Regions from separate parts of the Mus musculus genome. Here region 2 is linked to region 1. The links are chromatin loops, found by intact Hi-C in ENCODE. Cell type or tissue: gastrocnemius. All regions are shown on one strand.

The links. Hi-C counts contacts between places; a loop is a spot of excess contacts. Peaks named below come from ENCODE experiments on the same cell type or tissue, not always from the same donor. Only the 100,000 strongest peaks of a DNase experiment are listed, where the experiment ranks them.
Region 2: it touches region 1 in a loop (7-fold over the local background); 40 of 42 quality-filtered maps call a loop at or near these places.

The regions. Positions count from the first base shown.
Region 1 is chr10:53,346,252-53,351,251 of GRCm38, forward strand. It overlaps Cep85l (centrosomal protein 85-like), which reads right to left. Exons shown (of 13, transcript NM_001204983.2): 3 at 2,221-3,008. Among named protein-coding and RNA genes, the nearest start is that of Pln, 11 kb to the left of the region's middle. In gastrocnemius, a CTCF peak has its summit at 2,177 (motif pointing right); DNase peaks (open chromatin) are centred at 446 and 2,243; H3K4me3 peaks cover 1,482 bases; H3K27ac peaks cover 3,434 bases.
Region 2 is chr10:53,510,455-53,515,454 of GRCm38, forward strand. It overlaps Gm40650 (predicted gene, 40650), which reads left to right. Exons shown (of 4, transcript NR_169148.1): 2 at 1-770; 3 at 2,175-2,363; 4 at 3,486-4,090. It overlaps Gm20597 (predicted gene, 20597), which reads right to left. Exons shown (of 4, transcript NR_037973.2): 3 at 400-468. Among named protein-coding and RNA genes, the nearest start is that of Gm20597, 6.0 kb to the right of the region's middle. In gastrocnemius, a CTCF peak has its summit at 2,242; no DNase peak of the experiment used is centred here.

The DNA.
Region 1 (5,000 bases):
ATAGACAAATCAATCCGTAAAGCATGTATCCACTAGCAGATGCTTTAAGCTACCCACTATGTCACAAACTGTGACTGCATGTGTCATAGTCACCTCCTCAGTATACAGATTGTCTCAGCTAAAGAGTTAAAGATAAAACAGCATGAAAAATAATGAAACTAAGAAAATTTTCTTTTTAAAAAAACATAAGAAAATCCGAGTTACAAGCCAGACTTTTTCATTCACAATTCATTTCGAAGAAGTCTTTTATGTTATTTAATCAAAATCTTCATTTAAATAACAGAAAGTCTCTGCTAACATGAGTTAGCAATCCCTTAACTGATCAAACCACTTTATGATTTATATACATACAAAATTTCATCTCCATTTTTAACAACTACAGTCCAGGGAACATGAGACAATGCAAAGTTAGCAATAGAGTTCCCTACTTAACCACCAGGGGGCAGACCCACTGTGGGCTTACGAGAAGCTAATGGTTATTTTATGTGTTGAGGAGGTCTACATTCTCACACCCCTCCTTGAAAACAAGGAGTACAGAAGAGCACATTTCAATGAAACAGTCCCTCCTGAACAAGGCCGAGACTATCACAACCCTACAGAGACAATTTGGGGTACTATGGGTGAGGTATCAAAACGCAAAGAAAAGAGCCAAGACTGTGGTGAACTATAACGTGAACCAAACAAAGGCAAATCGTTTTTCTTCAACCACAAAGGAAAAATGGTTCAGAATATTACACAGGATGGTGCACAGTGGTTCTCAACCTCCCTGATGCTGTGACCCTGTAATAGTCTCTTGTGTTGTGGTGACCCCCAACCATATAATTTTGCTCCTTTTATGAATCATAATGTGTCTGTTTTCCAATAGTCTTAGGTGACTCCATCAGCCGTTCCACCGCTCAGAGTGGTTGGGCCCCTCGGGCTGAGAATCACTGCTCTAAGTCATAGGGGAGCTTCCCATTAGCTGTCTTCTCCCTCCCTCTACTGTGTTCTACAAAGATTCACACCTGAGTGGTTGCTCCTTAGTGCATATCTTACAAAGAAATTTCCCTATTAGCATGTTATTCCACAGACCTTATAGGGATTAATACACCATGTTTCTCTGTATGTGGTTATTATCATAAAGTAGTTCCTTTAAACTAATTCAATAAATCTTGGTGTTCCATTCATTTCTTGAAAACTGCAGCTGATTTATATGCTCATATACAAAGAAAGCATTATCAAAATAGTACAAGGAACTGGGTTCCACCTTCTCATTTTATAGAAGGCCCAAAGAAATTAAGTGCCAGGTCAAAAGACACCTGAGTTCTCACCAGACTAAATTCCCAAAGAGTCTACTAAAAGTCATAGAAATGAGTACAGTCCCATGTTTACTAACATTCATAGCAACTAGAAATAAAACCAGCCTAGAGATCCATCCACCTGTAAGCATGTAAGAAAATGTGGTACATATACACGATGCAACTTTATTTGGCCATAAAGGAAAATTAAATTGTGACTTCTGCAGAAAACCAAATGGGACTTGAAATCACTACATTAATCAAAGCATGCCAGACCCGGGAAGGCAAATGCGTCATGTTTTCTCTCATATTGTTAATCTAGATTTGAAATCTTGTTCATGTGAATTCTTGTTCTACTTGTGAAACTAGAAAGAGCTAAGCTAGAGAAGAATAAAGAGGGAGGCAGAGTATAGAGAGGGTGTGTAAGGAGGGGGACAGAGCAAAGGGCTCTTGTGGGAAAGGGAGGGGCAGTAGGGTGGAACCAGGCTGAGGGCAAGCAGAGGACCAAGAAGACGACTGTATGAAAATCCTATAATGAAATAAACACTTTGAATGCAGATTAAAAAATAAATGAAAAACTAACTTATGAAGAAAAAGAAAAAAAATATCCAAGCTCTAAATGTGACATGATCAGAACAAAGTCCACGGCCTGTTTGTTCCAATCAGTTTCCTTCCTATGATACCGTGACAGCTTCTGTCTGTTTTCCGTTTCTTTCAACTGAATGTGTTTAATTTCTATGCCTACTTAACAAGAGAGAAAGTAAAGGCCAAGTTAAGTACAATGTTTAAGGCTATCAAATTAATTAATCTCAAAAGATTTGTAAGTTTTTCTAAACACAGTGTGTCAATTTTATAGCACTTAACGGTTTTTTTAACTTGTGTACTTGCTGCAATACATAAAACATCCACTGGAGGGAAGCAAACACTAGGTTTTCAGCCTTACCTGCATTGGCGTCTCACTTCCTTGCTGAAACTCTTCAGTTTGTGGCTGTTGCCAAGGAGCTAAACTGTAAGAATCGTCTGTGGTTCTGCCTTCCAATGGGTTTGTCCGTAACTGCTCTGTCAGCCACATCTGAGTCCTCACAGAAGGTTGAATGGGAACTCCACCTACTGCCTGCTGGCCCAGCATTAAATACTTTGGAGACTCAAAAGTCTCTGAGCCTGTCACAATGGGCTTGCTCTCAGGTAAGGCACTGTATGTCATGTCTAAAGTCTGTCTCCTGAGAGCAGAGGAAGAGACTCTGACATCTTCTTTGTTGCAGCTCTCAAATTTATATTTGCAGTCCAGAGTTGATGACCGCTTTTTATTTATTTCCTTGTCTTCCAGCTTAAGCAGCTCCATACTGTCATGTAAGCAACTTGGCCCAAAGGTCCGTAAGTGGGACATAAAAGGCTTGCCCTTCCCTGTCATCTCCAAGCTATTCCTCAGCTCTTGCGGGTATGCAATGCCACTGTGGTTGCGGGTATCTGGGGCAGTAAGTTTGGACAAAGATGACCATTTCCTCAGGGGCCTGAAGTCCTTCATGTCTAGGGAGGAGTCCCGCTCCCCTCTGCTGTGGTCTCCCAATGTCTGCATGAGGCTAGTACTCCATTTAGAGCCATCTGGTGTTAGAGATTCCCTATGTTTGGAAACGGAAGCACTGGAGTTAGATGGCATCACATGGGCAGTGGGAAGAGTGACCAATGATCGACTAGGCTTGAAAGATAACGTGCCACTTGAAGTTGAATGATCTGCAATGAGAAAGGATTGCCAAGTCAGTTTCAATCAGCAGGTTTAAAATAAGATAAAATGCAAAATGCTAAAGTAAACATCCGAGTGTGGCTTCTCAGTGTATTTCTGATGTGATTCCTCAAAATGAGGAAATTGCTAGTACTATTATGCCTTGAAAGTTATCAGAAACAAGGCAGCATAGTTTCAAACATTATCCCTGCCCCTGTTTCTCTCTCTGTTCCCTATCTGTTCCCACCAGAGTCATCTTCTACTGCCCTGCCTATGTCTATTCTTGATGGGCAAGTGAGGTCCATTAGGGTTGCTGCTGTAAGGTTCTGGGAGAGGGATATTTACAGAGCACACACACTCCTCAACACTGCTACCACACTGAAGAAAATGCCTTTCCCTCCCCTAACTGGACAGTGATCTGAGCTCAGGGAACAGTGGTGTCTAATAAGCCCAAATCCCCTAGCTACCTTTAGCTGCCTAGAGGGCTGGGCAGGGATGTTCACTGCCCTTCTTCCTTTTCCTAGTCCCACCCATGACAGAATCCTGCAGGTACAATCTTGCGCAGATCTTGTGCTAGGAACCACAACAGCTATGAGATCAAGAGGGCAATGGTGATGTCAGATTCTGAAGACTGTTCTGACCCATTCCATTCCTTCTCTGGCTCTTACATCCTTTCCACCCATCTTCTACAATATTCCCTGAGCCTTGAAGTGGGTGATAGAGAATTTCTGTTATAGCCGAGCATTTAGTAGTCCCTTATTCTCAGCACTCTGACCAGTTCTAAGTCTCTGCAGTTATTGCTACCTACTGTAAAAACAGGGGCTTCTCTGACCAAAGCTGACAGTAGCACTTAACCTATGGATACAAACACAGTTTTTTGGAAAACAAATTGATGGACACATCATGTCTACTGAGCAGAAAAATAGCAGCAACTTCCCCTCTAGGGCCCATGACCTCCCCAGCCAAAGAATTTTGACCAAGATGGTAGTAATAGGTGTGGATTCCTTCCAGTGGGCAGGGCTACAAACTGACCAGAGAGCACATGCTCCCTTATTACTGACATGCCACTACTGCACCAGGAGGCACATTTTGCCTTGCCTGTCAGTCCTGTAACACTTGGGTCTGCAGCCTGCCTAACACTAGAGCTGAAGAGTGGGAAGGAGGCTTCCATCCCAGTTCCAGCTTGATTTCTTGGCATCCTGAGACCAATATATATGAAGTCTCTAGCAACACAGCTCCATCAGTGCTGAGGAGTTACCAATAGTAAATGACTGTATCCTACCAGGGGCCTAAGTGGCCTCCTAGACCACCTGAGTCCAACCCTGATACTGAGATTTTTGTAGACTATCCAATGGCTTCCAGAGTCATCGTTATCTGTTCTCATTATCTTTTATGCTTTTTCATGTCTGAAACCTAGTGGATGACCCTGCTCCCCATCCCCTCAGCCAAGGAAAACCTGGCTTTCACATTACTTTCCACGAGGTCTTAATTTCTCTTCAGGGAGCCATATTTCTACAAAGCGTTTTTATGACTCTCAAAAGACTGAAATATCTGCAGAACACTGTTAGAGACGTGTGAATACCACACCAGGTGACGGTCTACTTTCCATGATATTGAAGACACTGAAACCTAATCACCAGGCTTAGCTGCCCCTTGGGGACTAGCAATGTCTGCATTCGGTAGCTTGGTATTTCTCAATTGCATAAAAGATCAACAATTGGTGATAAAAGTCACTTCATCAGATTAAATTTTAATGTCTCTTCTCTGTTTGAGAAAGTGCCTCGTGTAACCCAGGAAGCACTAAACTAGCTATGTCATCAAGAATGACCCTGAACTTCTCATCTCCTGCTCCCCTCTCAGCATAGCAGGTGTACAGCACTCTATGTTTCATAACATGCTTAGGGAAAGCCAGGGCTGCTTCCTTGCCACTACCCTTGAATTCACTAAAGGCGGAATGCAATCAACAGATTGTGTCTGTAGAATAGGATCTCGAAGACAGGAGC
Region 2 (5,000 bases), 160 kb after region 1:
GAGCAACTTCCATCTGTGTTGTCTGGAAACTGGCCGTTCAGTTCACAGGTCAGCAGCAGCAGCTTGATCCACTGGCAAACACTTCACGGATACATACACCAGCAGTTCAGTTCAGTAGAGTCAAGATAGCAAACACAATCAGCACCAGTGGCACTGCCTAGCAGAGACATCCAAGCCTCAGCCTGGATACAAGTCAGCAAGAGGGACCAGCAGGAACACCAGGAGTTCTCAGCTGTGCCTCTCTCAGCAAAGCAAAGATCAAAGATCAGCGAAGACTCAAGACCCAAGACAAGCATTGCACCACTAGCTCTACACACAAGCTTAGCTCAGCCTCCGTCACTGTCCCTTGAGTTCGATTTATATTCCCTCCAAACATCACGTGTCCTCCACAGGTCTTACCTCAACATGTGTCTTCCCTTGGTGTGTGCATCCATCTCAGCTGACATCACTCTGCCAATCACCTGGAGTCTGAAGAAACAGCACGAAATTACAGCGCACCACCAGAAGTTCTCTCTATGGAGTCCCAGTAAATGGAGCTCAACTGCACAATGTAAAGTGGACCGATGCAGGCTTGTCGTTAGTGAAGCATCCTTAGCAGAACATCCTTTCCCTTATGTCTGCTTCAATGAAACATTCCTTCACAAGTCTGCCTTAGCCTTCCACCTGTGTCCACTTCAAAACACCATCCAACACAACTGGCTTTCCAAAGATCCCTTAAGTTTCCACTTCAAGCAAGATGTGTGGCTGCATCCAAGTGACCACACTACAAGGTAAAAGCCATGTTTTCATCATTATTATTCTCTGTAACAAGGAAGTCGGTGGTATTTGAGAATCAGATGGGATTTTAAAGTGGCTTGGGGTTGGGGAGTGGGGCTTGGGGGCCATGGCTATGGCTTGCTTGGTAAAGTCCTTGCAGCACAAGCATGAGGGCCTGAATTTGGATCCCCAGAGAAAGGCAGTGCAGAGTGCTGTGTCTATAGCTCTGCCTTTGAAAGTGAAGACTTGAAGATCCCAGGTAGCTTACTGGTCAACCAGTCAGTAGTCCAGCCAATAAATGGGCCCTTCCAGGCTCAGTAAAAGACCCTGTCTCAAAAAATAAAGTGGGGAGCAATAAAAGGAGATACTTAAAGCCAACCTCTGCCCTCCACATGCATGTACACCCATATGTACCCACATGACAACTGCACATGTATAAGCATATACAGAGAATGGACATGGTGAGAAAAAAATCTTTTTCAACATTTACTACTTGACATTGAAAATGTATAACAGCACTGGAAGAAAACTCATACAAATTGCCTTTGTGGATTTAGAGAGAAAGTTACTAGCTCTATTTTACCAGAAACTGTAGAAGTGACAGAGATTGAGTCATGGCAGAGGGAGAAAAATTAGACACAAAGGATCTTGGGACATAATACTGTATCTTACACTCAGACATTTGCCGTGTTTATTGGAGCAGACACTTACAAAAGAATGATGATTCACAAAAGGGAAAATAAATGAAGAAGTATAACCTGTCAATATATGAAATGAATTTATCGTGCTTACTAATTAATATATGTGATTACTAACCACATGCTTACTTACATATTATTGAGAAAGCAATGAAGCTGGCCATGGTCACATGCACCTTTAATACCAGCACTTGGAGGCAGAGATGGGAGAATCTCTGTGAGTTTGAGGCCAGCCTCGTCTATGTAGAGAGACCCTGTCTCAAAAGAAAAAAAAAAAGAAAGAAAGAAAAGAAAAAAAGAAAAAGAAAGGGAGAATGAAAAGAGAAAAAAGAAAGCAATGAGGTTTTTCTTTTTTCCCATAAAATGTAAGAGCAAAATGTAAGAAGATTAATGTTAATGTAGATCACCTCCAGAGATAGGAAAAGCAATGCAGCTTTAGGGGAGGCAACCAGCAGTGTACTTCCTACATATTACTACATAAGTACACATACCTTGCGGCCCAACCATTTTATATTAGAGACTATTCTGTAATGATAATTACATATGCATGCAAAGATGTTTCATCAGGATGATTGTGGCTGAGTTATTTGTAGAAGAAAATATAGGGAGGTTCTCAGATGCCCATCAAGAAGAACTTGATTAAATGTTGTACAACTATGCAATAGATTATCTTTTTTTAAAAAAAGATATGTTTATTTTATTTATATGGTTACACTGTAGATGTCTTCAGACACACCAGAAGAGAGCATCAGATCCCATTACAGATGGTTGTGAGCCACCTTGTGGTTGCAGGATCTCTGGAAGAACAGTCAGTCCTCTTAACTAAGCCATCTCTCCAGCCCAACACAGAGCAGTTGTGATCCATAGTTAAGTTGCTAAGTATGGAAAACTAGTGTCTTAAGAGCACAGGTAATTGGATCACACCACAGTTTTTCTTGAAAGTATGAAGAGAGAGGGCGAGGGAGAGGAGGGAGAGGGAAAAGAGTGGAGAGAAGAAAAGGGGGAGGGGAAGGGAGAGGGAGAGAGGGGGAGGGAGAGGGAGAGAGGGGGAGGGAGAGGGAAAGGGGGAGGGGGAGGGGAGGGGAGGGGAGGGGGAGGGAGGATGTGCCATGTTCCTCTTTAAAGATTTGGTCAGGCTTTCCTGTAGAGCAGTGGTTCTCACCCTGTGAGTGGAGACTCCTATGGTGGGGTAGAATGACCCTTTCACAGGGGTCACCTAAGACTATCAGAAAACACAGATGTTTACATTATGATTCGTAACAGTGATAAAATTACAGCTTTACGTAACAACAGAAATGATCTTATGGCTGGGGGGTCACCAAAACATGAGGAATGGTATTAGGGGGTGGTGGCATGAAGAAGACTGAGGACCACTGCTGTAGGGAACTCTCAGTTGTGGAGCCATGGCCCTGAATTTCTCTCTTCTCAGCGGGTGTGAAAGACACCTGTGATTTCAGCCCAGCGTGGAGTTGGGCTGATGAGTTACTTCCAATGCAGAGTTCCCTTGGGGACAGCTGAGGCTGTTACCCCCACTTCTGACAGCCCATTTTCTGTCTCTACCCAATTCTGTTTTCTCCACTCTTTTCTTGACGGACAGTCCTTAAAAGCTGTCTTGCAACCAGATGGTATCATCAGGCTCTTTACTTCAGCCTTGAGCTATCAGCCAGAATGGTTTCTGGATTTCCTATATAGGGACTGCCTGATATGGTGACAGTCTGGAGGTGTAAGGAAACTGTAGGGCTAAAAAGCCATTGAGACTGAGAACCAAGTTTGGATTTTTTTCCAACGTGCTCTTAGCAAACAGTGAATTAGTTGTCGATTGTAAAGAAGACTAAAAAATATGTACTGAAACTTATCTTCCCCTCTTCATTAGTTAACACATAAGGCAACCTCTGTTGGCACATTTACAGCACAAGATTGTATTCCCAGAATGCCTTACCCATAGAAGTGAAAACATGAATCATTTCAGGGAGGAAAAATAGTAAAGTTTCAGGTTATCCCACTGGTGAAGAAATGTCCTCTTCCCCACAGCCTGGAACGTGACCACAGAGATCTGATGTTGCATTGCCAGTACACTGGTCTAGAGAGACAACCAGACTGAAGACGCTTGGACCCCCACCTCTCACATGAGCCGTTCTCATCCCTGACTTGATTGCTTCCACCTGATGGGTTATGTAAGCAAGAAATAGCCTCTTCCTTATTCAAACCACTGACTTCTGGAATGGGGAAAATGCAAAGAAGAAAATCACTTTCATGTTACCCTTACGTCTTATCTACTTCTCTTTCTGTGAAGGCACACCATGACCAAGGCAGCTCATGAAAGAAAGCATTTAATCAGGGGCCTGCTTACGGTTCCGTAGGGCTAGTCCATGGTCATCATGGTGCGGGAGCATGACGGCTGGGATGGTGCTGGAGCAGTAGCTAAGAACTTACCTCCTGGTCCACAGATAGGAAGCAGAAAGAGAACTAGGCTGGGCCAGAAGTGGGCTTTTGAAACCTCATAGCCTACCTGCAGTGACACACTTCCTCCACCAAGGCCACACACATACCTCTAATCCTTTCTAAAGAGTCCATCTATTGGGAACCAAACATTAAACTATATGAGCTTGTGACAGTCATTCTCTTCTAAACCACTACAACTTGTTATTCTATGTTTTTATTTATTCGGCTAATGTAATTAACCCGCCTCTGTTCGTTCTGAACTGCTAGCATACAGGAGGCATCCCATAAGTATTTTAATATACATAGAGGTTGGGAGATGGCCCAGTGGGTAACAGAGCATTTGGGGCACAGCCCTGAGAACCAAGTTCAGATTCCCATATAAAAAGCCAGACATGGGGCTGGTGAGATGGCTCAGCAGGTAAGAGCACCCGACTGCTCTTCCGAAGGTCCGGAGTTCAAATCCCAGCAACCACATGGTGGCTCACAACCATCTGTTATGAGATCTGACTCCCTCTTCTGGAGTGTCTGAAGACAGCTACAGTGTACTTACATATAATAAATAATAAATCTTAAAAAAAAAAAAAAAAAAAAAAAGCCAGACATGGCTACATGTCAAAGCATGAATAATTATTGATATACTGTGGCTACCAGCTTTCCTCTGACTGCCTCCTCACTCTCCTGAGCAATGCTCACAGCTATCTGTCATCAGGCTAATCAATGTGAGGCACACAAGTAAGATTGTGTCAGAGGGAAACAGGGAGGGGAGCCTGAGGGAGCTATGTAAGTATCAGTGGGAATCTGACAAGAAAGGGACAGGAGATTATACACCAGACATCGTATTGTCTTTTGAATGTCACCTAAGAGACACTATTTTTTTTTTTTTTTTTGTAACTCCTAAGATGTCTCAAGATGTTTTAAAGATGCAGCTTCTCCCGTAGAAACACACCCTGCCTCTCACGGTGTAACTTGCGTTAGACACCTGGTCTCATTGCTGCCAGTAAGCAACTTGTTCTCCCAACAAAAACAACTAAAGGAGGGAAAGGTCTATTGTCCTTACCCTTGTGAATGTCACCATGAGCTATGGCAGGGAGTGTGCTGTGGCAT